Linked DNA regions of Homo sapiens: region 1 is linked to region 2. A link is an interaction called in ENCODE POLR2A ChIA-PET data of the cell type or tissue named here. Cell type or tissue: CD4-positive, alpha-beta T cell. All regions are shown on one strand.

Region 1 (4,000 bases), 570 kb after region 2:
TCCAGCCTGGGTGACACAGAGTGAGATCTCATTTCTTAAAAAAAAGAAACAAACAAAAATTTCCAAATGATTTTAGAAAGTAGTTCAAAACTGTTGTTTAACTTATGAATCAAAAAGATATAATTAAGGGGGGCCAGGCATGGTAGCACACGCCTGTAATCTCACTATTTTGGGAGGCTGAGGCAGGATAATCATTTGAGCCCAGGAGTTTGCGATCAGCCTGGACAACATAGTGAGACCCCATCTCTACAAAAAAAATTTAAAAATTAGCCAGATGCGGGGGTGCATGCCTGTAGTCCCAGCTACTCAGGAGGCTGAGATGGGAGGATCACTTGAGCCTAGGAGGTCAAGGTTACGGTGAGCTATGATTGCACCACTGCACTCCAGCCTGGGTGACAGAGTGAGACCCTCTCTCTCAAAAAAAAAAAAAAAAAAAAAGATAATTAAGGGAATTAGAGATGTATTAGGCCAGGTAATAGAAGTGAATCACAAATCCATATTACTGGGTCAAGGCATAGAAGATACAATCACATGCTAACTACAGATACTCCTCAACTTACAATGGGGTTACCTCCCAGTAAGCCCATCATAAGCTGAAAATATTGTTAAGTAAAAAATGCATTTAATAACCTACTGAACATCATAGCTTAACCTAGCCTACCTTAAATGTGCTCAGAACACTTACATTAGCTTATAGGTAGGCAAAATCATCTAACACAAAGTCTATTTTATAATAAAGTGTTGACTATCTCATGTAATTGATTGACTACTATACTGGAAGTGAAAAGCAGAATGGTTGCATGGGTACTCAAAGCATAGTTTCTACTGAATGTGTATCACTTTCGCACCACCGCAAAGGGAAAAAATCCTAAGTTGAACCATTGTAAGTTTGAGGATCGGACCGTCTGTTGTCTTAAAAACACATATAGCAAAATAAAGCACTTAGGACTATTCTCTACATCTCAAAGCTGAAACTGAGCCTTTGTCTCACATAAGCCTGATTAACTTCTCACCCTGTCTTCACCAATTTCTGCAGGTGATTTCTGTCCTCAGAAACAAAAAAAAAATAACCAACCACAAGTTGTTACTCCTAAAGTGTCTAAGAGATGGCCACACAATAATGGAAGTTTTTCAGTTTACTTCCCAATGCCAACTGACCACCACCTTCCCCAGCTGATGTATGGCAGAAGGCATTAGCATCTGATAGTGTGTTTGCTTCCTATTCAGCAAAGCCATTGCTTATCCTTATTTCTCATCATAAGCAGTTGATTTGCTCTTATCTACTAATACTGAGAAGCAGGTTATTATTGTATGATAATAAAGATGATATTTATTTCCTAACATGTGAAGTGGAAAAAGCATTGGGCTTGGGACTCAGAAGTCCTGGACTTGAGTTCCAGGTCCCTGATCTCCCAGTTATTTGACCTCAGGCTAGTCACTTAGGCTCTGTGGTCCTGTCTTATATGTAAAGCAAGACAGCCAGCCCTCAGAAAGTTGTTGGAAGATTAAAATGAGATCATTTTAAGTAAAACTACTTTGGAAAATACGAAATGTTATATGACTGTAAATATTTCTTTCTAATTCCTAGCTGAGCTACGCAAAGTAGAAACTTAAGGCTGATGTGGCACAGCTCGACACAGACAAGCAACACTTGCCAAAAAATCAGTAGAAATAACCACAGAATGCTAGCTGGGGAGAAAAAAAAAACCACACCAATCTTTCTTTGAATTCTGAGTTCATTGTTTAACAATGAGTCTTTTGCTGACTGCACACACAGGCACAAACCAGAGCACTAGCAGCAGAATCAAACTTGCACACAAAGGGCAATCTTGGACTATGCCTTATACTTTAGCTCCCACAAAATAGTGCTTGGAAGTCTGTGCAAAACTCCACCCGCCTTCACAAACTTTGTGAAAATCAAGTTTATTAGCCTGTGGAATTCATGAAAAAAACTGAATACTTTCTACTGTCAAATAACTCTGAAATGCCCAGTAACTGGATAAGAAAGATGTAAAAAAAATGGTATGAAGGATCCTTTGAGTTCACACACGACAGATCTAAACAATAAGTCTAACAATGAACAAAAGCAAGTCCAGTAATCCACAGAAGATGAAGTGGGGAAAAAAATCTATTGAAATGAATGAAAAATTAAGATGCTGAAAAATTAGGATGAAGCAATCAGAATTCTTCAAAAGTAGACATAAAAAATGCTTTTCAGAAGCAATGAATGAAAAGACTAAAAAATAAAAATAAAACTATGACCAGAGTAAAAACGGTTAAAGACACACAAGCTCTAGCCAACATTCACTGAAAGTACGAAAAAAAAAAATCAAGCAAAAGAAAATGAGCAGTTTTTCAAAAGCAATAGCATCAAAATGGCAATTTTTTCTGATAGTTTAAATGTAAGTTGATGATAACAAAGGACAAAGACAGTTGTGCCTCTGCCAGGAAAATTACGCAAGTCAGACAGAAGGAAATCAAGCAGTGTCTGTGACAGCGAGTTATCTACATGTATTGCAGTTTTCAGGGAAGAAGTAGAGAAAGAAGCAAACACAAGTCACAACATCTCAGAAGTGCCAAGGTCACTCCAACACAGCAGGAAAAAAAAAAACAGAACATTAAGAAATATTGAAATAGAAGCATGTGACAGAGATTAAAAGTGAAATATATTAGACTCCTGATAACCTAGGAGCAAATTCTATCTTCTGACTAGACTACATAAAGATTGGATATATCACAGTTATCCTGTCATGAAACTACTGTTCTTTTATCCAGTAATAGTATTTTAATGAGGCTCTCCAGCATCTCTCTTCATGAAACATTAATTAAAAGATTCCAACAATTAATTAGGTATCTTATGTCACTAAATGGAAAACTGTCTGTCTAAAACTTGCAGGATTCCTAGGCTCTTAGGACCATATTTAAACAAGGAGCATGTAATCCTTCACAGAAACAATACATTGACTCGCATGTGGTTGGTGACCAGATTGCTGGATGCTACAGAAAACAATTCTTACTTTTATAGAAGCAACTCTGCCACTCAATTAGCAACTCATGCTGAGTCCTCAATTTGGACAAAAGCTCTCTAAAGCTTCATAGTTAGAACTGGAGATTTGTTGCCTTCTTCTCTCAAGAAAGCACTTAAAATCTAAGTACCCACTCTAAAGGTGGTGTCCTTCCATTTCACAAAACTACAAGTGGCTTTGGGTTATTCAAATTCCTCAAGTTATCTTGAGATTCAGAACTCACGAACACAGAGCCACATTGAGCCCAAGGCACTCCTCTGGAAAAAACCATCTCTCCTTCTTCTGCAGGGCTCAAAGTACTTCACACTGATAGTGTATACTGTGTGCAAATTCTCCCAAGGAAGGCAGACCACTCACACTTAATGACAAAATGCCAAGCCTCTGTCTGTCTTTCCTCACAAGAGTATTTGTTAGGCAAGAAGCTAAAGGTCAGTCATCTATACCATCTTCAATACTTTCCACCAAGCAGCCAGGCCTTTGTAGACCTTCTACCTCTTGGCAGGTGAGCTCTACTTCAACTTCATAAAAAATAAAAATTAAAAAAAAACTAAATATACATATATACATATATATGTGTGTGTATATATAAACATATATAAGTTTATGCATATATGTATATGTATATATGTTATATATATACATTTATAAACATTTATATGTATATATATAAAATATATAAAGCAGCCAGTGGAATTCTTGAAAAAACTAAATGCTGTTTACTGTCATCAGTTGTGAATTCCTCACCCTTTCTCCTCAATATTCACCCATTTCTTTCCTAATCCTTTTGTCTTTTCCTTCTCCCTCTGGAGACTTAACCTCTATATCTCTGCTCTTCTCCCCATCTCTTCCACCCTCCTACAGGCTCTTGTCCACTCCTATTCTTCAGGGTCTACATTCCAATTACTACTGCCACCTACAAAACTACCCCAAACTCAGTGCTTAAAACAACCATTTTCTTATGCTCATAGATTCTG
Region 2 (4,000 bases):
CATCCCATGCTGCACAGCACAGGCCTGGATGTCCCTAGAGTACTTTCTTCTGGGAAGACCTGCTCCTCCTGCTGGCTCAGCCACCCAGCTGAGCTTGCAGCTGTGGTCTCCACTCCTCCCTCCTTCCCCATTGGGTATGCTGGAGTAAGGCCTGCCTCGGAGGGCTTCAGAAGCAAGATCTGCCCTCACACCTGCTTTCTGCGGGACCTCTGGCCAGCTGGGACTCCTGGCCCCTCTGCTTAGAGAGGGGCACTCAGACTTGTAACAGGGCAAATTGGGAGGAAAAATTGAGACGAACTGAGAAATTAGGCAAAGAGGCATCTGCATTTGTGGCTTCAGGGTCTAAACTATATCCTATCTTCCCAGACACCCCCCAAACAAGCCGCTTCTTTTTTCCTACCACTTCAAGACAAACAGGGCCAAGCCTAGGCACAGCTGTGATAGCCACGGAGTTGGTAATGGGCCTCCCCTTTCAGAACCCTTTGATTCTCTCCAAGGGGACCCTCCTGCCTACCGCTTTGGCCACCAACATCCTCTCACCTGTCAATCAGATCCAGGAGGGCTGAACTGCCAGGCTCAACCTTCCCTGCTGGACCATGAGTTCTGTAAGGCAGGGCCAGCATCCTGTTCATCCCTGTGCTTTCCAGGGAACCTAACAATTCATGGGCCCCTCCTTTCAATTCACTGGCTGAATTGACAGGGCACTAGCTGCCTCACTTGTTCATTACTCCCATGGAGCACCAGCTCAGCAGAGCACTTGCATTGTAATCTACGTCTTCTTGCTCTAATACGGACGGCGAAGTGGTTTCCCTTATTCTTGATTTATGAGCACCAAGCATAGGAGACTAACATCCCGCTAGGCTGACCCAGCTGCTGTTAAAGGACTTAACTTCAGGGTGACTTAACAGAATTATAAGGAATCTCTGATATTATATTTTAAAAAAACTAAATTATGATAGTATATTCGCAAGCACATTTGTAAATCAAAAGGCCAAAATGCTAACAATAATTATCTCTAGATAGTGGGATTATAGTTGACTTTTATTTTTTTCATTTCATTTGCCTGAACCCAACTGATGTCTTGTATTTTACAAGCAAGGGCAATATTACAGGATAAAATAGACTGGAAATTCGGCTGGGTCCTCCCCTTGGGTGGGAGGAGTGAACCACGGGCATTTTCCCTGGATGAAGTCTAGCCCTGGGTCTGGGTGGGCAGGAAACTCAGGACTCTGGCCCCGACACCCATTCCAGCTGGCCCCTAAGCCCTCTCCTAGGTTCCCCAATCTTAACCCAATGCCCACTGGCTTCTGTTTGCCCAGAGACCCTGGATACATTTCGCACACCCCCATTCAGGGTTTGTGATTTTTCATATCCTGGCTTCCTGATCTGTCCTCTCAGAACACCGTCCCCTTTCTCCTGGGCTCCAGTGATAAAGTGGCTGGTGGTGTCCATTCTCTTTATTAGAGAGGATGCTGCTGTGTTGGGAAGGAGAGGGGCACTCTGAAATCTGGCCGTGAAAACCACAACTCACCTGTCATCACTCCCATGCACACCTGCTGTGGCCTTTCAGTCCTGCAGGTAGAAGCAGGCATGTGAGTGTCAGGCTGCATTTGTGTCACCTGCCAATAGCCCTTCCCCTTGGCTGTGGTCTATTTCATAGTAGTCTTTGGCCTAGCCTTGCTCTGGTTCTGGGATTATCCTCCCAGGGGTTATAGGCACACCTCAAGTGGCCATGGAGTAGCCAAAATGGGGAAAACAGCTCTCTCTGGACCCTCCTCCGCTCCTCCAACCCGCTCTCATCTGGTCCAAAGCTGCAAGGGGAAACTGACCCCAGGGTAGAATGAGACTGAGCCTGGCCCCAGCCCTGCATGGTTCCCCAAGAGCAGAGCAAGTAGAGCTTGTGGGGAGAAATAAGCACTCCCTCTATTAGCCTTTCCCACTTCTCCTCATTCACCCCAAGGACCCACTGGGGTTCTCAGGCAGAGGAAGGGTTAGACAAGGAGGCAGGAGGCTGGGTTCTGGGAGCTTCTCTGCTACCTTCTCAGAGGGTAGCCTTGAGCAAGGCACTGAGCCTCCCTGGCCTCCAATCTTTCCCATTAATAAGGCAAGAAGATTAGATGGGAGCATCTCCGGGCTCCTTTCTGTTTTCTGTGTTTTCAGGATAGTTACCAGTCTTGCTTCTCCAGATCGCCCGTCCCTGGGTCTGGAGGCTGGAATAGATACTCAATGTTAACACCCAGCCAGGGGAGGTGGCAGAGCCTCTTCTAGTTAGACCGCAAGCTGCCTGTCAGAACTCCCCCTCCTGCCAGTAAGAGGGAACCTACAAGCCCAGGCTTGGTGGCTCACACCTGTAATCCCAGCACTTTGGGAGGCTGAGCACAGGGAGGATCACGTGAGATCAAGAGTTCAAGACCAGCCTGGCCAATATGACGAAACCCCATCTCTACTAAAAAATACAAAAATTAGCCAGGTGTTGTGGCACATGCCCATAATCCCAGCTACTTGGGAGGCTGAGGCAGGAGAATCGCTTGAACCCAGGAGGCAGAGGTTGCAGCAAGCCAAGATGGTGCCACTGCACTCCAGCCTGGGCCATAGAATGAGACACTGTCTCAAAAAAAAAAAAAAAAAAAAAGAGAGAGAGAGAGAGAACCTACAGAGAAAGATGAAGGCTCCTTCTGCAGGGAGGAAAAGTTCTTGGCTTCCTCTGCAGCATGTTTGTCAGACCTTGGAGCGATGGAAGGTGTGGGACGTTTTCCTCCACTTAGATTTCAATGCCCCCTAAAGTCATTAACTTTCTCCATAGAAACAAATGATTGTTTTATTATGACCCTCCAAAATCTAGAATTTATTTAACTCTCCCCCTACTAGACATAAGAGCCATGAAGGCAGGAATGTGTCCATTTTGTACTTAACTATGTTCCTTGGACCTAGAACAGTGCCTGGGTGTGTTGTAAGTATTTAACAAATATATGTTGAATCCATATTTTTGGAACGAACAAGGTAAGTTTCCGATTTCCCCCTTGGTAAAATGCTGGGCAACATAGGACTTGAGCTCTCTGCTGAAGTTCCTAAGTCTAGGACTAGATTTGAGACCGTGGTAACTTGACTGGGAATCACGTCCTTTTGTAAGCTCCCAGAAAGCTTGGAATTGTGCCCAGGACATATAAAATACTTAGCAAATCTTAGCTCTCCTTGGTTGTATTATTTTCAGTTTCTGATGTGAATTTTCTCTCTCAAAATTCCTAGAAGACAGTATCTCCAGGTGTGGTGGTGACAGGCAGACAGCTACACCGCGTCACCTACTCCAGCCTGCACCACTTCCCTTTAAAGGGCCCATCTGTCCTGACCACCCAGCCACAATGAGCACCTGCCTATAGACCTAGGTCACGTCTCTGCAGCTCTCCAGGTAGGACAGGCTGACTGGGAAATCTCACTAATTGGAGACAGCGTCCTTTGCTCCTCAATAAGAGACAGGAGATAAATCTCCCAGGGAGACAAACAAATCACACTAAGATACAAGTCAGGGATTATTTAAAAAGACACCCGACAGGTTAGGTAATGAGGGGAGCAGGCCTCCTGGGGCTGTGGCAAATTGGACAGCCTGGGCCCAAGCAAAGGGGGCACCCCCCAGAGTCATTTTTCAAGAGGAGCTGGAAATGTGAACACTTACTTGAAGTCTGATTTCAGTGTTGGCAGCTGATTCAATTAAAGACAAAGCGTCACTTAGGACCATCAATTTGCTTCTGGTAATTAATTGATAGATCACCCCTCCCCTGCAAATGAACTTGATTGGAGGAGAGGGTGGTAAAGAGAGATGTTGGGAGGAAAGAGGAGAGAATAAGAGGAACAAGGCCAGGAGAGGGGGTTGGGGGAAGGGCTCAGAGGGCAGCCACAGAGAGGGGAGGCTGTGGCTAACCCAGCAAACTCCACGTCCCCATCGTGCCCACTCCCAGCCACTTTCCCTTCACACTCTTTGTTTGCTGAATGTGTGCCTTATGGC

The links. ChIA-PET counts read pairs that join two places held together with the same protein. Peaks named below come from ENCODE experiments on the same cell type or tissue, not always from the same donor. Only the 100,000 strongest peaks of a DNase experiment are listed, where the experiment ranks them.
Region 1: POLR2A ChIA-PET joins it to region 2 with 10 read pairs; 2 of 35 experiments call an interaction of 5 or more read pairs at or near these places.

What each region holds. Positions count from the first base shown.
Region 1 is chr2:27,958,161-27,962,160 of GRCh38, reverse strand. The region is part of intron 3 of BABAM2 (BRISC and BRCA1 A complex member 2); the gene reads right to left. Among named protein-coding and RNA genes, the nearest start is that of MIR4263, 36 kb to the left of the region's middle. RefSeq lists a silencer at 2,305-2,599. In CD4-positive, alpha-beta T cell, no CTCF peak of the experiment used is centred here; a DNase peak (open chromatin) is centred at 1,700.
Region 2 is chr2:28,523,477-28,527,476 of GRCh38, reverse strand. It overlaps PLB1 (phospholipase B1), which reads right to left. Exons shown (of 58, transcript NM_153021.5): 5 at 2,170-2,210; 6 at 1,532-1,572. Among named protein-coding and RNA genes, the nearest start is that of PLB1, 29 kb to the right of the region's middle. In CD4-positive, alpha-beta T cell, no CTCF peak of the experiment used is centred here; no DNase peak of the experiment used is centred here; H3K27me3 peaks cover 752 bases.